3 separate regions of the Homo sapiens genome follow, and all the other regions are linked to region 2. A link is a contact called in ENCODE Hi-C or POLR2A ChIA-PET data. All regions are on one chromosome and are shown on one strand. The core of a region is the stretch at or near the end of the contact, and the rest is flanking DNA. Distances in the headings are between cores, read along the strand shown.

The links. Hi-C counts contacts between places; a loop is a spot of excess contacts on that map. ChIA-PET counts read pairs that join two places held with the same protein, here RNA polymerase II (POLR2A). Pooled maps may share reads with other maps.
Region 1: a map of CD4-positive, alpha-beta T cell shows a loop between it and region 2 (2.8-fold over the local background). The contact joins the promoter of SELENOI here to the promoter of DTNB in region 2. A Hi-C loop is called at or near these places in 3 of 168 maps with a recorded cell type or tissue (CD4-positive, alpha-beta T cell and naive thymus-derived CD4-positive, alpha-beta T cell) and 7 of 50 pooled maps. POLR2A ChIA-PET finds 5 or more read pairs at or near these places in 3 of 52 experiments (B cell, T-cell and activated CD8-positive, alpha-beta memory T cell).
Region 3: a loop to region 2 is called in a pooled map, with 11 times the contacts of the local background. The contact joins the promoter of ADCY3 here to the promoter of DTNB in region 2. A Hi-C loop is called at or near these places in 7 of 50 pooled maps. POLR2A ChIA-PET finds 5 or more read pairs at or near these places in 2 of 52 experiments (Panc1 and WTC11).

What each region holds. Positions count from the first base shown.
Region 1 is chr2:26,344,810-26,347,509 of GRCh38, reverse strand. SELENOI (selenoprotein I) reads right to left here and starts at 1,367. Exons shown (of 10, transcript NM_033505.4): 1 at 1,221-1,367. The coding sequence starts at 1,277. It overlaps ADGRF3 (adhesion G protein-coupled receptor F3), which reads left to right and starts at 721. Exons shown (of 14, transcript NM_001321971.2): 1 at 721-1,389. The coding sequence starts at 1,276. RefSeq lists enhancers at 463-562, 675-1,442, 1,763-1,902 and silencers at 1,103-1,152, 1,213-1,272, 1,323-1,552.
Region 2 is chr2:25,672,188-25,674,887 of GRCh38, reverse strand. DTNB (dystrobrevin beta) reads left to right here and starts at 1,311. Exons shown (of 21, transcript NM_021907.5): 1 at 1,311-1,502. RefSeq lists silencers at 1,274-1,568, 933-1,862.
Region 3 is chr2:24,918,909-24,921,608 of GRCh38, reverse strand. It overlaps ADCY3 (adenylate cyclase 3), which reads left to right and starts at 1,372. Exons shown (of 22, transcript NM_004036.5): 1 at 1,372-1,926; 2 at 2,425-2,700. The coding sequence starts at 2,622. It overlaps LOC124907742 (a long non-coding RNA gene), which reads right to left and starts at 1,265. Exons shown (of 2, transcript XR_007086246.1): 1 at 1,037-1,265; 2 at 151-611. RefSeq lists silencers at 818-907, 918-1,127, 1,168-1,227, 1,258-1,987.

The DNA.
Region 1 (2,700 bases), core at 118-2,617, 670 kb before region 2:
TATGGCACAATACGGCTTGAAAGCAGAGAAACATGCTATGTGACCTTCTAAGGACCCTTGCTTTTTTTTTTTTTAACTCGAGTTAAACAAAATCCATTATGACTTTTTCAGTTATTCATTCATTCCACAAATGCTTACTGGGTGCCTAGTATGCACATAGCACTGTGCTTAAGCCATGATGGTCCACAAGAAAACTCTAATGAGTTGGGCATTATATTCTAATGGCGAGACACGCTAAAGCAGCAATTCCATAAACGAACAGAGCGCACATTTAAGGGGGAAAGGGGCACGTAGGGAGGGCTTCTTTGAGGAAGCAATATTTAAGCTAAGATGTGAAGATGAACGGGTAACAACAAGGATGAAGGGTTAAAGCCCATATTTCAGGCTTGGTCGACTGGATGGTTAGAGTCATTCATTGGTAAAGGAACTGCGGATGGGAACCAGATTTGGAGGAAAGTTAACCACCCGCATTTATTTACTGGGGTCCTAGTATGTTGCCAAGCGCTTCACAAATTCCTCTAATCATTTTGCACAGCAGAAGCTATTACTTTCAGTTTCATACACAAAAGAGAGGCTGAGCGGGGTTAAAATGACGTGCCCAAGACGAAATAAAGAAATCTGACTTTTGTAATCAGGTTTGTATGTGCTCGAAAGCCCGCGCTCTTTCCACTCCACAGCTCCTTCCTGTGCACCTCCCTTTCATCTGGTGGCCCTAGCGCCACAAGCTGCCGCTTAGGAAGTCCCTGCCGGGAGCAGAAGTGGAGACATCAGCAGGATGGCATCGGCAAGTCGCTCCCCTCCCGGGCCTCATCTGCCAAACGATCATCTCCTCCTCCGAAGTTGTATGCATGACAGGCGAGTGGAAACTTCACTAAAATGAAGGCGATTGACACAACAGAAGGAACTCCATCCTTTCGGGGGCTTACGAAAATAATAAGTTTAAAAAAAATAGGAAGGGAATTCCCTCGCTCCATGATCACTGAGCGCTCTCCTAAGGAAAAGGAAATCTCCCGGGGGGTGCCGACTACGGGCGGCGGGCTTAGGATGCTCCCACGCTCCCCGACCCCCAATCCCCAGGACCCGCAGGACCTCCGGAGGAACGCCCGCCAGCCCGCCCGGAGCCACGCGGCACAAGGTGACACGGACCGCGCCGCGCGGGCCCCTCAGCCGCCTGGGCGAGGCCGGGAGCAGGGAGAGGGGCATCCGCCGGCCCGCGGTACCTTGTACTTATCAAAGCCAGCCAGCTGCTCCGGGCTCACGTATTCGTAGCCAGCCATGACGACCCGAAAACTGAGCGCCCACTCGGCAGCGACTCCCGGCTACAAGGCTGTGACACACAAGCACCACACCGGCTGGGCAAGGATGGCAAAGACTGGGCTGCCCGAGAAGGTAGGAGAGCCGCGCTCCGCCCACCGCGCACGCGTAGCCGCCTCGGCCCCTTCGGCCGCCTCTCAGTGCGCAAGCGCAGCCCACGCTTCTCCCCGCCCATCGAGGGGGGGTTGCTAGCCCGCTCGAGCGGCCCGTCCCCCGACACTGCTGTTGTCCAATCGGCGTGGATCAGGCAACACTAAGTCCCGCCTTCCAGCTCTCTTCGTCGCTTCATTTGCTAGCGTCAAAATTGGTGAGCTGAGGTAAGGCAAGAGAGGGGGTGAAAGGTCAATTTCCCAGCGGGCTTTGCTCCCGGTCCCGGGGGAAGGTGGGATTTCTGTGGTATCCGCACTTGCGTGGTGATCTGGGGTATACCGTTTTAGTCTTGGGGGTAGAGTGACTGCTTGCGAACCAGTTCAGCAGTGCCTCAGGTAAGAGGACTTAGTTCTCCCGCTGCAGCGAAGTAAAAGAGGAAGGAGGTCTGTACCGCGAGCCGCTCCCAGCTCCTGGTGCGGTGCGCTGCGTGCCGTAGAAATTTAGTAAACGTGGTTAGATGTAGAGAAGGCCGAGCTGCTGCCGGGGCCACGGGAGTCTTTGTGCGGTCAGCAGAGGGACTTGAAAGACAGGTGAAAGGACATTGGAGACAAGCCCCTCAGGTCTATGTTGCTTAGGAACCTTGGACCGCCTCATCGCACTCCGCTCTATCAAACCGTTCCAAATTAAGATTGCTGGTGTCTCCCGACCAGATAAAAGCAGTGATCTCTCAGTCTCGACGAGTCCTTAAATGCGTTTGCAAGAGGTGTTTTACATAACTGGAGCCCAGTTAATTGTAAAACAAACAAACAAACAAAAAACACTAGATCAATGGCTAGTGAGTATCTACTAATAAAATTTTATAATAGTTGCTGCTTTTTATTGAGCGCCTTCTGTGGGGAGAACTTCACATACATTATCAACCCCATAACAACACTGAAGTGAAAGGCATTATCCCCTTTTTCAGATTAGGCAGCCTGCCCAGAGTCACTTAGTTACGAAGCTCGGAAATGATCGACCCAACATGAAATGAGTTCTGTGTTATGGGAAACCACTACTTCAGGGAGCCTTTCAGTCTCTCTGGGTCTCTGAAATAAGGGCGATTATTTTGAGATACTTTTATGTTCATTCGTTTAACAACTATTTATTGGGGACCCGAGATATGCCAAACACAGTATTATTACTACATGTCTAATCTCCCCTCCTAAAGCATGATTCTTAGAAAGTAATAGATAATCTTATACCTGGTATATGGTAGATAATAAGCTTCTCCCCGCCCCCTGAGACAGGGACTGACTC
Region 2 (2,700 bases), core at 62-2,561:
ACACCACCACGCCCGGCTAATTTTTGTATTTTTAGTAGAGACAGAGTTTCGCCATGTTGGCCAGGCTGGTCTCGAACCCCTGACCTCAAGTGATCCGTCTGCCTCAGCCTCCCAAAGTGCTGGGATTACAGGCGTGAGCCTCCGCGGCAGGCCAGAAAATGCTCATCTTTTGAGGAACCTATTTGTTCCCATTTAACAAAGTTGGTTATCAGCATTTCCTTCACCATAGGAGTTTAAAAATAAAAAGAGGAGAGGAGGAGGAAGAGGGTGTTCTAAAGGCAGGCAGGCAGGCAGGCAGGCAGCAGCAGGAGGTGGCACGATCTGCCTTACCGTAAGGTGCCAAAAAGCAGTGAAAACCATACTCCCAGCATGCAGGCCTGGGGTCGCTTAGCTCTGGAGCTTACAGCCTTCATCATTGACCAATAGCCCCCAAAGGACGTTGCTGTTTTGAGTCTTAAGTAACGTTGAGAATGACCATTTGAACCATTCAAAAAGTCCTTGCTATATTCTAATTTGGCACCATCTCCTGTATTTCACAGTTTGGAAAGAATTCTATAAAAGATGGATAACAGTAAAACACAAAAAAGCTGGTGCTGAGATGGTAAACCTGGCTGCCCCGGCTCCTTTGCCCAAACTGTTTTCCCAGCCCTAATGTCCTCCCTTTTTCCTCCTAGGACTTCTTTTTCTTCCTTCGAGGTTGACCATAAATGCCGCCTCTAGCCCTCTGCGGCGTCCAAGCAGAAGTCGTCTCTAGCTTCTGTGCCAGCATCGCACCGTGGCTTGGCTCTGCACGGGTCATCGGACTTGGTTGTGTACATGGCTGTTTTCCCCGCTAAGTTTGGGGCGCCTCGAGCCCAGGCGCCGTGACCGTGATCGTGCGCCCACAGGCACCTGGTGCAGCGCGGGGCGCACGCCGCGGCTGGGCTAGCTTGCGGAGTTCACGGGGGTCACTCGGGCACAGGCTTGTGACCCAGGCGCGGAGAATGATTCACGGGGTGGCTCTTTGCATTCTTTGTCGGGTAGTCACGTCGGGCCGGGCACCCCGCCGACGGATACCTGCGGATGGAAAGACACCCGGCCCGACGCCAGCGAGCGGGAGAAGCCTGGATGGAGCCAGCTTCCCGCCTGCCCGGAACCCGCCGGCGACCGGTGGGCGGGGCGCGGCCGCGGGGGCGGGGTGGAGGGGGGTTGCTCGGCCGCTCCCGCCCCCTCCCCGCGCGCGGAAGCCACGCCCCCGGCCGCGCGCTCGCGCTGGGCGCGCGCCCGCCCATCCGCCCTCCGCCCTCCGCCCTCGCGCCCTCGCGCCGGGGGCGGGCGCTGCGCGTGCCGGGCGGAGAAGCGGCGCGAGCCGGGCGCTGCGAACGTTCGCCGCGGGGGTGGCTCCGGGGCCTGAGTAGGCGCTGCCGCTGCCTCAGCCGAGGGGGCTGGGCCGGAGCGTGCGGAGGAGTGAGGCCGCAGGAGACCTTCCCGACGACCCCTGCTCCGGCGGGGAAGTGAGCAAGGTGGGGGTCTGCGGCCGCCGCCGGGGCTGTGGGGAGACGAGCTGGGCTGGAGCCTCGCGCCCGCGAGGTGCGGGACGGCAGCTCGCGCTGCGCCGGGACTGGGGACCCGGGAGCCTGCGGGTGCGGCGCTGCAGGAGTCGGGGAGGGCGCGGGGAGCCGGGGCCGCTGCACCGCGCGCGGCTGCGAGGTGGGACGGCGCGGCTAGCCCCGGAGGGACAGGCAGAGGGGATGCGGCGGATCCCGGGCCGGGAGGGGTATCGGGGTCCGGAACGCGCCGGGGCACGGGCGCGAGCGGGGGCCCGGCGCCGGGCTGATGCTGCCCGAGCCCGGCTCGCCTGGAGGCGGCTCTGCGTTAGGTGCTGAAGGGGCGAGTGAGGCAGGTCCTGGCAGAGGGCAGGTGAGGCGGGCAGGCCCTGGCAGAGGGAAGGGTATTTATTTCAGATCACCCCAAATCACTGTTTCCCGAGGCGCCTAATAGCGAACCTGTCCAGGAGGTCACCCTGGACAGGAAAGAAGTGTCCCGAGACGAGGATGCCGGTGACGAATACTTGCCCTTAAATTCCTGTGCCAGGCCTTGGGATTAGGAAGACCTTCCAGCTACCGTAGGTAGAGACCCGTAGTCAGCACTGGGGCCACGAAATAGTATGGAACACCGTCATGTTATTGAGGTGCTGACAGTGTGGCTGTGAAGATATGCACATGAAATACAAAGGAGCGTCGAATTTTATGTCGCATGCCCTATTTACTTTCGGTCTCTTTTGTCTTTTCCCAGTATTGGGAAATTGGAGCCATAAATTGCGTGGTTTTGGGGATAAAGCAGAAAGGTCAAAAGAAGCCTATGGGAGAAATTTGGGAGAGTTTTGAAGGCTCCTACGGGTAACATTTAAAGGGGGCTCTTAGATGGGGAAAAAAGACGTTTGGAAAGAAAGGAAGTTTCCTTCCTTCCCATCTAGAAATAAGCTCCATGACTATTGACTGCTAAATCTTCAGAATGTTGCCTGGCTCACAGCGGTTGAGCCATAAGTGTCTATTGCATGAATGAATGGACAAGCAAGGTTTGGCCACATTTGCCATGGAGCAGTGTCAGTCACTCTAGTGTTAGGGAAGGTTGCTGGATTTCTCCTGTTCCACAAGTTCTCTCTCTCTGCCTCTTTTTTTTTTTTTTTTTTTTTTTTTTTTTTTGCTATGCGAGGCAACC
Region 3 (2,700 bases), core at 123-2,622, 750 kb after region 2:
CCAGGTATTCAGGAGGCTGAGGCAGGAGAATTGCGTGAACCTGGGTGGTGGAGGTTGCAGTGAGCTGAGATCACAACACTGCACTCCAGCCTGGGTGACAGAGTGAGACTCAGTCTCGAAAAAATAAAAAATAGAAATAAAATAAAACAATGGGGCAAAGTTTTGCTTTATTTAAATTACCAAACTCCTATATCTGATGTTAGGTCCCCTACCTTTGGAATCAAAGCCCTGCGAAGTATGGGCTGAAGGTGGCGCCTTTTCAGACAGAGTGTGAGGGAACGGTAGAAACAGCAGTGGCAGGATCGATTCTCTAATGGATCCATTCCCCGAGGGATGCAAGGTGATGCCTGAGGTTCTGGAAGGGGTGCCCGCGGATAACTCTCAGGGGCATGGGGTGGCAGCTCCATCCAGGGTCTGGATAGCCAAGTTTCTCTCCCCTCTGTTCATTCCTTCAGCTCTCCCCAGGGGAGATGACCCCCTATTGCTGCTGGCTGTCCTCAGCACTTACCTTCCCACACATGCTTTTGTCCCTTTTGTCCCAAAACATTCTATCTCTTTCCTCTTCCTTTATTTAAATTCCCAAAGCCTGTAGTTGATCTTAGCACGGTGTTCTGTCAAATGCAAGGAAAATAATTTATACTATGGTGTAAGAGACTGATAGGTTTAACTATTCAAAGGAGCATTCGCATCTTTAAGGGACAGTTTGTGAACTCAAACACATCTCAAACGGGTAGAATGTGCACGGGAAATCTCTTCGAAGCAGGGTCTCAGGAACTCTTCCAGTTCCACGTGTGTAGTGCCCACCGGGCCACCGCCACCCGCCTCCTGGGAGCAGGACAGGGCTCCGCTGCCGAGCCCCTCTGCGGAAAGCTCAGGCCCGGCGCTCCGGAGTCTGGGCTCCCGGGGTGGGCGGGGATACTTAGGCCCCACGTGCCCCGCGGCGGAGCGGTCCCCAAACCTGAGCCCTGGCCTCTGCCGGCCCGGAAGGAAGCCGCGGCGGAGGAGGGGGCGGCGGGGTGCCCCGAGCGCGCCTCACCTGCGGGCGGGCGCGTCCCGGGCTTCCATCCTCCTAGACCGGGCCTCCTCGCTGGAAGGGGTGGATTCGCCCCAGCCCTGCCGCCCACCGCCCACCGCCCACGCCCGCGCCCGCGCCCGCGCTTCCACGCAGCCATCGCCCCAGCCCGCCGCCCGCGCCGGATCGGGGGCCGCCCGGGCCCCTCCACCTCTCGCCCGCGCGGGTCCTGGGACCGCCGCCCGGCGCCTCCCTCGCCGCCCCACTCCGGAACGCGCCGCCGAGAGGGCGGAGACTGGGGCGAGGGAGGGGCCGCCCCGCCCGCCTCCCGCCTCCCGCCTCCCGCCTCCCGGGGCCTGGAGCGCGCGTGGCCCCGGAGCCGCCGGCGCCGCGCGGGGAATAGCTGTGCAGCACGCCGAGCCCGGACTCGGCTGGCTCGGCTCGGCGCGGGCGGGCGAGAGGATGCTGGCGGGCTTCCCCGGGCTCGGCCCGCGCTCCCGCCGGGGAGGGCCCCGCGCGCGCCCCTAGCAGCCGCCGCCGCCGCGGGTGCAGGGGAGGGGTCCGGAGAGCCGCGCTCGCCGCCGCCCGCGCCTGCCGGCCCCCGCACGGCCCCTGCCCCTGAGCCTCAGCCCCAGGGCGGGCGCGCTGGGCCGGCGCCCACGGATCTCCCAGCCCTCGTCGCCGCCTCCTCCTTCCCCCTGCGGCCGGGCGCCCGCGGATGCTGAGGGGCAGCCCTGCGCCTCTCCCGGTCGGATCCCGGGCCTGACGGCGGGAGATCGCGCTCCGGCCGGGCCCCGAGGCGCTGCCGGGGCGGCGCGGCTCTGCGGGGAGCAGCCCTCGGGCGCGCCGAGCTCTCCCGCCCCAGCCCGCGCGGGGACCGTCCCGGAGCACGCGGTGGCCGAGTTCCCGCACAGGTAAACGCAGGGGCAGGGCCAGGCTTCCGGGGGGGAAGACAGCGCCCCGAGCGTGGGAAGGGGGCCGGATCGGAGCCCGAGCCTCCAAGGGTTTGGTGGAAAAAGGAAGTAAACAGAAGGAAGGCTCAGGAATCCCCCACGATGGTCCTGATTTCTTTCCGGCACATTTTATTTACAGCTTCTAAGGACTGGGCCTGGAGGGAATTTAGGTGAGGAAGTCGGGGACTGAGAAAGAAGAGATGACAGAGAGAAACCGGTTACCAGGGATGGAAAGGCGGCTAGGCCCTTCCACAAGCCAGGGACAGGAAATTGAGTGTCTGGCGTGGACAGGACTAAGTGTGCCTGCGGTGGGCGGTGGTGTGAGCCGGGGGTGGCAGGGAAGGCCCTGGGTTGGGAGGCTCTTGCAGCAGAGATCCTTTTATGAGGGTTAGGGCGGGTCATGGGGAAACCGCAAGGTAGGAGGGAAGAGGTGCTTCTACTCAGCAATGCCCTTTTCAGTTCTAGCTGATCAGTGCTACCTGTGCTCTGGAAACCCGCTCTGCGTTCCTGCTGGAGGTGGCCTCCCCTCCGCCCCAGACAAGAAGAGGCCCTCAGCCCTCCCCCGGTCTCAGAGAGCCCTGAGAGGAGGCCCAGTCCAGAGCTCTTCCTCCGTTCCCAGTCCACTTCTCTAGGGCCAGTAGCAGACACCAGCCAGTATGCCGAGGAACCAGGGCTTCTCCGAGCCCGAATACTCGGCCGAGTACTCAGCCGAGTACTCCGTCAGCCTGCCCTCCG